Linked DNA regions of Homo sapiens: region 1 is linked to region 2. The links are chromatin contacts, found by Hi-C in ENCODE. All regions are on one chromosome and are shown on one strand. The core of a region is the stretch at or near the end of the contact, and the rest is flanking DNA. Distances in the headings are between cores, read along the strand shown.

Region 1 (5,318 bases), core at 2,582-5,081, 920 kb before region 2:
AACTCAACTGGTTCAGTTTCTGTTAATACATTATTTTTGAGTTAGCATTATAATATTGCTTTGCTGGAATAAAGTCCTTTGTAAAAATATATTTCTGGATGATTTTCAATGAGGGCACTCTACTAAGTGAATTGTAGGCTATACTTTATATAATTTTATTTCATATGCTTATAAAATAAGAAGAATCCATGACACCTTTTAACTTAAAAATTGAATCAAAATAAAATCAGGCATAGAAAATTAATAGTGATGATCTTAAATTGATTTAAATACAATTGATACTATTAATCTGAAAATGACTAATTTTATATGAATATCCACATAAAGACAATAAAAATAATGATAAAATTAATAAATTTGGACATTGAGGAAAGAGACATGAAAATATCGAAGTCTTCACATTTTCATACCAGAGAAACAATCTTTACTACAAGTAAAACATATTTTTAAAAGAATAAAAGTCTAGTGACTTCAAAATCTTTATAAAAATAGTATTTCTCTTAATCTTAAAAGGGAAAACTTAGGAAATAGTGTCTTATGTTAAAGAAACATTAATTCTAAATATTAATTCATTTAGTTTAATTTTCTGCCTTATTTTCTACTAGATCCTGCTAATGTAAAATTTAATAGTTTTTTTACAATTAAAGCACAATATGTATAGTATAATCCTATTTTACTAAATGCTTTTCTGTCCTAATATTCTACTTATTCATCTGTATATATATCCAACTATAATACATTAATAGATTGTATAATCACAATGACTATTTCTTGGTTACATATAACATTTTGGATTAAAAAAAAACTTTTTCCTGTATAATTACCTGCAATTTTTCGTATAGAATCTATAATGTATTTTAAGAAGCAATTGTTTGTTTAATTAAACAAACTTTTTTAAATTTAAAAATGACTGGAAGGGTATTTAAAAGTATTTTAAGTACTCTTTAAAAGAATTTTTAAGTAATTACAAATGGTGTAATTTGTCTTCTTTGTGCTTTTATGTAACAATTTCTAAAAATATTTCATTTTGGCTTCCAGATATTTAATCTGCATGTTGTCATGCCTTTGAGAATATTGGACAAACACATTTGTAAAATTTCATGTGTCATATGTATTATCAGGTAGACACATAAAGAAGAGCACACAATAACTGGAGAACATTGTAGAGAAACTCCAGAAATGTGTTCAATAAAATATAGCACCTTAAAGCAAAAAAAAAAAAAAGATATTTTAACTCTTGGTGATTCTGAGATAAAAACAAACAAAAACACCTGTATATTTGTATCATAGATCAATTCTACATCATCTTTGATTGGAGATTACAAGTAAAATCTAAAACACATACACGCTAAACACACTCCTTACATATAAATTGTACTAGTGCACATTTAAATATATGTTTAATATGCATATATATGTTTAATATATAATGTATACCATTTGAACTTAATTAGAAAATAGTATATGTAGAGGGAAATCGATCTCTTAAAAAGTGGTGGTTAGTGTTAGCAAAAGGCATGCAGGGCTCAATAAATATTTGTGGAAAGAATGAAGGTATGAATGAACAAATGTATGTATGAATTAATATCCAAATCTAGAGAGACAGAGTTAGAGGGATAACAGCCCAGTGGTTTTCTTATTCTCAGGGTTTTTCCCTCCCTCTCTTTCATGCCCTAGCCAGGCACTCTTTTTCGATAATTTGCAAAGAAAATACTATGAAGAGTCTGAAGTAAAAGTTCACTTGTTGAACCCGATGTTTTCTTTCCCCCAGGCATTGGGAAGGGGAAGGCAGAAAAGCGGAGTGCAAAATGAAGTGGTAGTGGGTGCTAACTAACAAGAGAACCTTTGAACACGATGGGACAGAAATAAGGTCATGCATTTTCTACTATCTGTCACCTGTGGACAACTTGCCACTTCAACAGTTCTGGACACTTTTAAGCTCCCCCGAGGAGAAGATAGGAAACTTGGACACCCTGTGTGGGATTGAGAATCACAAAGGGGCAGTCTCGCACCTGGTCAAGATAAAGCTGAACTGAACTCTTCATTCACAAGTGGGATTCTCGTAAGAGGCAGGAAAGCAGGGACCGTCTGTCACTACAGACAGCAAGAAGAGGTGAACCTTAATGAGGGAAGAAAACAGATTCTATTAGGGGAAAAAAACATTTAATCAGAAAATAAGGCTCTGGAAAGAAAAGGCCAATTGGGGCTTTGTCTGAAGAAATAACAGAGTATTTTTCTGCCAGAGAAAGCAAGTCCAAGGGAGGAATTTTCAGATTGACCAAAGAGTATTGGTCTACATCATTAGTACTTTCAGTGAGAAATAACTGAAAATAAACTAGAGCAAAAGTTCCCCAGGTGTGGTTCCAGGACCAGCAACTGAAACATCACCTGGGAACTGTTAAAAATGCAAATTCTTGGGCTCTCCGCCAGAATCACTGAATCAGAAACTCTGAAATGGGACCCAATAATCAGCAGCTTAACAAGCTCTCCAGGTGATTCTTATGCCAAATAAAGTTTGAAATTCCCTGGTGCTGGCGCTGGAAGCAAATGAGTCACAGCTGTGAAGAATCCCTACCATTAATACCCTGGGTGGGATAAATAAAAATGGGAAACTAAAAAGTTAAATGATCAGAGGTTGGCTGTAGTTCAAAAGTAAGGATATACCTGAATATAAAATTCTTTCTTAACCTAAATGCAAAATGGGAATATGTTTAATCATTTATATAGCATCTCACTGGTTTTTTCCAGCTTGAGACATGATTCACAAAAATTGTATATATTTAAAATGTACATGATGTTTTGATATACATATACATTGTGAAACAATTACCACAATGAAGTTAACATAACCATGACCTCACCTAGCCACCATTTTGTGTGTGTGGGGTTAAAAACCCTTAAGACCTGCTCTTAGCAAATGTCAAGTATACAGTACCTTATTATTAACTATAGTCACCATGCTGTACGTTAGGTCTCCAGAACTTACTCATCTTCTAACTAAAAGTTTGACTAACTTCTCCCCCAGCCCCCAACCCCTGGTAACTACCACTCTACCCTTTGTTACTGTGTCTTCAACTTTTTTAGATTCCACATACAAGTGAGATCACGCAATATTTGTGTTTTGGCGTCTGGCTTATTTCACTTAGAATAGTGTCCTCTAAGTTTATCCATGTTGTCACAAATAGCAGGATTTCCTTATATATTTATAGAATAAAAACTAGACCGAATTATGCATTATGTTTCTTTCCTCTTCCCAATTTTTGATACCTGAAAATGATAATCTCCAGGTCAAGCCTAACAGAGCATTGCCTGTTGCCCGATGGTAATAACACCAAGAGCAGGCGCAATGCCTATATGGGGTCAATTTATAGCCTAGACACATAGCTCTAAACACATTCTCAGTGATTCATTCCAATTACTCCTCCACCTGGTGGATTTACACTGGCATTTTTCATGCCCATCTAGGTTCTTCCTAGTACCTCACCTTTTCGGCCAACTTTCACTGGTCATCCATTGGTTAAAACTCAGTCAATGTCATATCATCTTGTCAAAGCATGTTCAAACCAACAGTAAATAATATATAAATAATATCTAATAGTAAATAATAATGGAAATAATTATAGTAAATAATAAATAGTATATAAAATATATAACTAAATGACACATAAGTGAGTTCTAGATCACTATGCCAACTCAATCCTCCAACCTCATAAGAACTGAAAATCCATTATCAAAGACACTATGAAAATACAGCATAAAATAGACCCAGATACTTCCTGAGAGGTTAACAACATGTAGCCCACCAGAGGAAGAGCTGCAGCTGGAGCTAGCTGGGCTCTGTGAGCTAAAACCACACAGGAAGCCTCAAGCACAGGGGCTCACTGTGTACCAGGAGGCCCAGGGGGACCCTGACAAGACCTCCTCTCTTCTCCCGCTTTCATCCAAGGTCTAGGAACAAGGCAAAAAGCTAATTCTTAAAATAACAGGGATTTAAGATGTACCTTTAAATCCTTGGCTTGCTTTAAATTTGGCTGCTTGAGTATGGATTCTCCCCATAGGTTTACCGTAAGAAACATTCACATGATAATGTGATATTGTACTAAAGAGTCTGATGATTGAAAATAGAATGTTTGGACCCAGATTGGTAGTTTTTTTTTTTTTTTTTTTTTTTTTTTTGTCTTTTTGGGAGTTTTCCTTCATTTTTTTTTTTACGATTTCTAATAGTCATACTTTACCTTAGATTCCATGTTTTTGAAAAGTATTTTGTTGGATTTATTGAAAGTGAGAAAATTAATAATTCCTTTTATTATTATTGACTCTCTTCAAAAATAAGCATTGGCTAATTCTTTGTGCTGTCACTCACATTCCATAGTTTACTAGCTGAATCAAACCAATATATAGAAAAGACATGTGTCAAATACAGTTTTTGGGGGGTTAGGATTTTTTTGTTGTTGTTATTGTTGCTGTTTGACATATATCATCTAATTCTCCAAAATGATATCCGTGTTTTAGAGATGAAAAATTAGGGGCATTAGATGACTCACGAAAGGACATTCAATTGACAAATGTACATCTATATTTTATGTAGTCTACTTTAATCCTCGCTTATACTTACATAGGTAGGAAGGAGAGGATAAATTATGTGATCATTCTCACCCTACTTTTCTGTAATTAATTATAGAAAATGTTTGTCAAATTTTTTTTTAAAAAGCCTTTTCCATACAAATCACTTTGTTTTTTACATTCAAGGGATATGACACACAAATGTTGGTTTTTTTTTTTTTTCTTTTTTTTTGAGATGAAGTCTCACTCTGTCGCCCAGGCTGGAGTCAGTGGTGCCATCTCGGCTCACTGCAATCTCCACCTCCCTGGTTCAAGTGATTCTCCTGCCTCAGCCTCCCGCGTAGCTGGGCCTAAAGGCATACGCCACCACGCGTGGCTAATTTTTGTATTTTAGTACAGATGGTGTTGAGGAAAACCATCTTTAAAAGGCTGCTTTCCAAAGATAACTCCTCCTCTCCAAAAAGAGTTGCCTATACATGTTCTCCCTCTTCACATATGAATTCTGCTGTGTTAAAATGCTGAGTTCTAGAGAAGAGGGGGAATCTTGTGGAAACCCATATTATTAAAAATCATCTCAGCCTCACAGTTCAAATGTTGGAAAAATCAAACCACCAAGATATTTTATTAACAGTATTTCCTACCATAATCTACCTTAATAACAGCACCAATAATCCTTTTCTCACAGGTAGAGAATATCTTTTCCAACAGAGAAATACCCGTAACCAATGCAAATATTTTTTACTCATGTGCCATAT
Region 2 (5,001 bases), core at 696-3,195:
TGAGGGAAAACTTCAAAAATAATTTATGAAAGAAGAGTCTTCCAGATGTGTCAAGAGAAGGTGAAAGGACCTATTCTCCTACTTTGCTTTGGAGAGTATGTGTTTATTCACCAAGCACTGATTGATTAAGCACTACCATGTTCAAGGAAGTGTGCTAGGCACTATAGAGGAAATAAAGAAGAATAAAACCAAGAACCTGCCTTTCCTGAAGCTCATCTGCTGGTTGGGGGTCGAGGCATAAAAACAACCTACAAGAAGTCAGTTGGATGGTTAAGAGTTTTGTCACTCTTGGAAGATTCTCCAGGCAATCACTATTTCAGCCAGCACAGGTGTTGCTCTTTCTTCATATAAAAAAGATCAAGGATCCGAACTTATCTGAAAAGCTAAAGAGGTACCAAGTGTCCCCATTAGAATGGTGGGCTTTTCAGCAATTGTTGCATACGGATTACATGAGTTGAAGAGCAAGGGAAATACTAAAATGTCCATTCATGATCCACATGTGTGTAGCAGCCCAAGGCTTTGTTGTGGGAGCAGTGGCTCTTGTTGTGGGCTATTCCATGTTTCAGGAATTCTGGTTGAAACCTAAACCTTAGAAGAAGAGATGCCATCTTCATCTTATTGGATAAGTTCCCTTTAGTTACTCATTATTGAGCTTACATGTTTGTTGAAAATAAATCATTTGAATGGGCTTAGATGATTTTTAAAAAAATTATAACGCAATGTGATCAATTGCAGAGGGAATGAAGAGATTACAGGAGATGATCACTGAGTTAGAACTTGAAGTATGAGAAACAGTTTACCTAGAGGTAAGGAAGTATGTTTCCTATACAATTAGTAGCCTATATAAATAGTCACAGCATGGAGGATGTGCATGGTAGGCTGAGAGGACATATACAAGTGCTATGTGGACAGTCCGAAGGTATGCTTTGGAGATACAGAAAAGGGCAAAGAGTAAATGTAAAACTGGGGCAGATTCTGAAGGCATTAAGTGTCATGCCACACACAAACTATTAACAATAAATTATCAACCTTTTAAAAGAGAAGACCAAAATGATCATATTTGCATTTTACAAAGATAAATATTGTGACAGAGCAAATGTTCATTTGGGAAGAGGAGAAGAGGAGAAGACTACTCAATCTAGTTATTAAAATGAGAGCATTCACAGAGGAACACAGAGGTGAGAAGGGTGTGTTGTCAGCTGATTGTCCCTGGGTCTCTTTCAGCACCATCTTCTACTTTCCCGAATCACCTGCACAGTTCATGGCTGCTCTAGAGCTACCAACCCAATGGGTCTAGAAGCAGTCAACTGTTTCCTGGGGCAATAGATAGACCCTTGTGGGGGCCAGGCATAGCGCCTTACACCTGTAATCCCAGTGCTTTGGGAGGCCAAGAAAGGAGGATCGTTTGAGGCCAGGAGTTCCAGACCAGCCTGGGCAATATAGTGAGACACCCATCTCTACAAAGAAGTTTTAAAAAATAGATCCTTGAAAAAACCTGGGGCTGAACCTGTTTGGCATATTCCACATAAACTTTTTCTTTTTTCTTTTTTTTTTTTTTGAGACAGGGTCTTGCTCTGTTGCCCAGGTTGGAGTATAGTGGTTCAATCATGGTTCACTGCAATCTCAAACTCCTGGGCTCAATCGATCCTCCCACCTCAGCTTCCTGAGTAGCTGGGATTACAGGCATGCTCCATCATGCCTGACTAATTTTTGTATATTTAGTAGAGACAGGGTTTTGCCATGTTGCCCAGGCTAGTCTTGAACTTCTGGGTTCAAGAGATCCTCCCACCTCAGCCTCCCAAAATGCTGGGATTACAGTCGTGAGCCACAACGTCCAGCCAGAAGCTTCGAACTATAATATGTTGCTGTATCTAATCCACTTCTTAGATGAAGAAATTTAGCCCCAGAGAAGTTTAGTAACTCACCCAAGGTCAAACAACTTATCACTGGCTGAGTCAGGACTCAAATCTATCCCAAGACCGGAGGTTTCATGTTTCATGCAACAAAATGAAAACACAATAAGAACAAAACAAACCAAGAACCAAAACTCAGACTCTCTGTTTCTTGGGTCAGTTGTTTTTCTATGACTGAGTCACATCCAAGTGTGGATATTTTTAGGAAAAGCTCTAATAATTTCAGAGCTCTTACAATAGACTAGGCAGAGCAGCAAGCTCTGAAACACCCTAAATAAACATAGTTACTCCTCTGGGTGTTTTACTAAACTGGACAGTTCGGCCAGGGCTCTCCTTTGTACTTTCTGCATCACATGAGAAGAGGTTGAAGAATCTGTAGGAGTGCCTTAGTGTAGGCACAAAGCTAATCATGGTGGGGGAAACAAGCTCTTTAAGCAGCAATAGCAAAAAGCAGTGGGTCAGGTGGTTTTTTAGAGAGGCTGACATGAAAGGAAATTCAACAGAAGATAAGTGCACTTTCTGAGTTACTACTTTAGATGAAATACATGTAACCTGTCTGATGCAGAGTTAGGTAGGTAGCTAATGTGGGGTGTGATATAAGATAACCCAGACCCAAACCACATACCTACCATACCTCCAAAGCTGTCATTTACCGCCATAAGAAACAGTATTTGGGAGTGGTAAGTCATCGTCTCTAGAAACTCTTGCCTCTCCCTTCTATTCCTATTAAAGTGACTTAATAGGTGATGCATTATTTCATTCATTAATATCCTCCGTTGTGCTGCTTGGTAATACGTGCTATGGCAGCATGAGGGTTTAGGAGAAATGACTACAAAACAAATGTGGTTTACAGATGTTTTATTACAGACTCTCTTTTAATCCCCCAATCAGTTCTTTTATATAGATAATATTTTCCCCACTTAGGATGAGAAAACTGAGGCTCAGAGAGGTTAAGGGGATAGGCCCACGTTACATAGCCGGACAGAAGCAGAGCTGGGATTTTCCCTGTTGTTGTTGTTGCCTGTTGCTAGACACGGCCTTGCTCTGTCACCCAGGCTGGAATACAGTGGTGTGATCTTGGCTCACTGCAACTCATGCGACCCTCCCCGCTCAGCTTTCTGTGTAGCTGGGACTACAGGTACCCACCACCACACCCAGCTAATTTTTGTGTTTTTTGTAGAGATGAGGTTTCACCATGTTCTTGGGCTCAAGCCATTCACCCACCTCAGCTTTCCAAAGCACTGGGCTTACAGGCATAAGCCACCACTCCTAGCCTAGAGCTGGGATTTTAATCCATGCCTTCTGAAGGCAAATACTTATTCTTTTCATCACATCTGTTTGGTATATCAGCAGAAATCATTAAGACAAATGGGACTCACCACTGAAAAAAGGTACAAATATAACACATAAGAAAGTGTGGTATAAATAACAGATCCAAATTTAAAATATATATATTTAGAAAACCTTTATATCAACCAGCTTTCTAGATATTACTGAATATACTATGCTTGTGGATTTAAAATGTATCTAGGAAATACAAGCCCACGTCCTCACAGGTGCCTCCTAGGAAAAACCGGCAGGTTTGTGTTTGTTTTGTTTTTAATGATCTAAAAGAATTCAGCAGATAAATGTTTCCCCATATACCTGAAAAACCCACTCATCCTCTTAAGGCAGGTCACAAAACTGAAGAATTTTTAAACAAAGCAGAAATTTTAATCCAAATCTTTCTCCTATTCTGTTGGTGATAAACCGACTAAAAACAAAAGAACAAAACCACTGTTCTTTAAAGTTTAAACTTTCATCTGCACTCATTCTTTTTTTTTTTTTTTTAGACAGAGTCTCGCTCTGTCACCCAGGCTGGAGTGCAGTGGCGTGATCTCGGCTCACTGCAACCTCCACCTCTCAGGTTCAAGCGATTCTCGTAACTCAGCCTCCCGAGTAGCTGGATTACAGGCGCTCACCACTACGCCAAGCTAATTTTTTGTATTTTTAATAGAAAAGGGGTTTCTATTAAAAATGTTGACCAGGCTGGTCTCGAACTCCTGACCTTGTGATTCACCCACCTCGGCCTCCCAAAGTGCTGGGATTACAGGCAAGAGCCGCCGCGCCCAGCCTGCACTCATTCTTTAGAAGAATAATGCCCAAGACCACAGCCTGCAATGTGCACACAGTCACCTGGGCATCTTGTGAAAATGCGGATTCTGATTCTACGGGACTGAGGTGGGGCCTGAGACCCTGCATTTTAAACCAACCCCACACTCTGAGTAGCAAAGCCCTAAAATACTTTTGTTTGTTTAGGTTGACATATATTGTCAAATGCCGGCTTCTCTCAAACACCAGTGAAAGAACCTTTTCATAAGGCAAAGTTGAGTTTATTGCTCACCGCCATAGGGAGATGGCTACTGTGAACTGCTGGTCCCCAACCTTTTTTGGCACCAGGGACAGCTTCCATGGGACAATTTTTCTCCGGATGGGGTGGTCAGGTGGGGATAGTTTGGGGATGAAACTGTTCCACTTCAGATCATCAGACATTAGATTCTCATAAGGAGCACACAACCTAGATCCCTCACATGCACAGTTCACAATAGGGTTCGCACTGCTATGAGAATCTAAAGCTGCTGCTGATCTGACAGGAGGCGGAGTTCAGTCAGTAATGCTCACTTGCCTGCTTCCCACCTCCCGCTATGCAGCCTGGTTCCTAACAGGATACCTTTAGGTAAAGTTATTGCAGGGGTAGGAGACCCCTGCGGTAAACCAAAAATAGAATTTGAAGGCCCCTGGCAACGATCTGAATGGACTAACTCTTTGGCCAGGGCATGTAAAATTTAACCTGAAAGACTGGCTCAGGCCGTGACGGGAAGTGAGGGTTGGACATGCCTCATTAACATTAACACAGACCTTAAGTCTGATAAGAAATACTTACAATCTATTTTTCTTTAAAGCCTGCTACCTGGAGGCTTCATCTTCATGATAAAACCGTGGTCTCTACAACCCCTCCTGGTAACCCAGACATTCCTTTCGTAACTCTTTCAACCAATTCCCAATCAGAATATGTTTAAACCTACCTATGACCCGGAAGCTCCTCTTC

The links. A loop is a pair of places that touch in the nucleus more often than their neighbours do. Pooled maps may share reads with other maps.
Region 1: a map of B cell shows a loop between it and region 2 (9-fold over the local background). The contact joins two enhancer-like sites. A Hi-C loop is called at or near these places in 3 of 168 maps with a recorded cell type or tissue (B cell, CD4-positive, alpha-beta memory T cell and naive thymus-derived CD4-positive, alpha-beta T cell), 2 of 37 single-sample maps with no recorded cell type and 12 of 50 pooled maps.

What each region holds. Positions count from the first base shown.
Region 1 is chr12:10,555,565-10,560,882 of GRCh38, forward strand. All of the region lies in intron 1 of LINC02446 (long intergenic non-protein coding RNA 2446), which reads left to right. Among named protein-coding and RNA genes, the nearest start is that of LINC02446, 4.8 kb to the left of the region's middle. Within about 2 kb of position 3,832, at least 3 of the 41 ENCODE cell types and tissues checked have a DNase peak (open chromatin) inside an H3K27ac peak, as active enhancers do.
Region 2 is chr12:11,481,071-11,486,071 of GRCh38, forward strand. It overlaps LOC440084 (a long non-coding RNA gene), which reads right to left. Exons shown (of 5, transcript NR_148969.1): 2 at 4,979-5,001. It also overlaps the pseudogene HIGD1AP8. Among named protein-coding and RNA genes, the nearest start is that of LINC01252, 64 kb to the right of the region's middle. Within about 2 kb of position 1,946, at least 3 of the 41 ENCODE cell types and tissues checked have a DNase peak (open chromatin) inside an H3K27ac peak, as active enhancers do.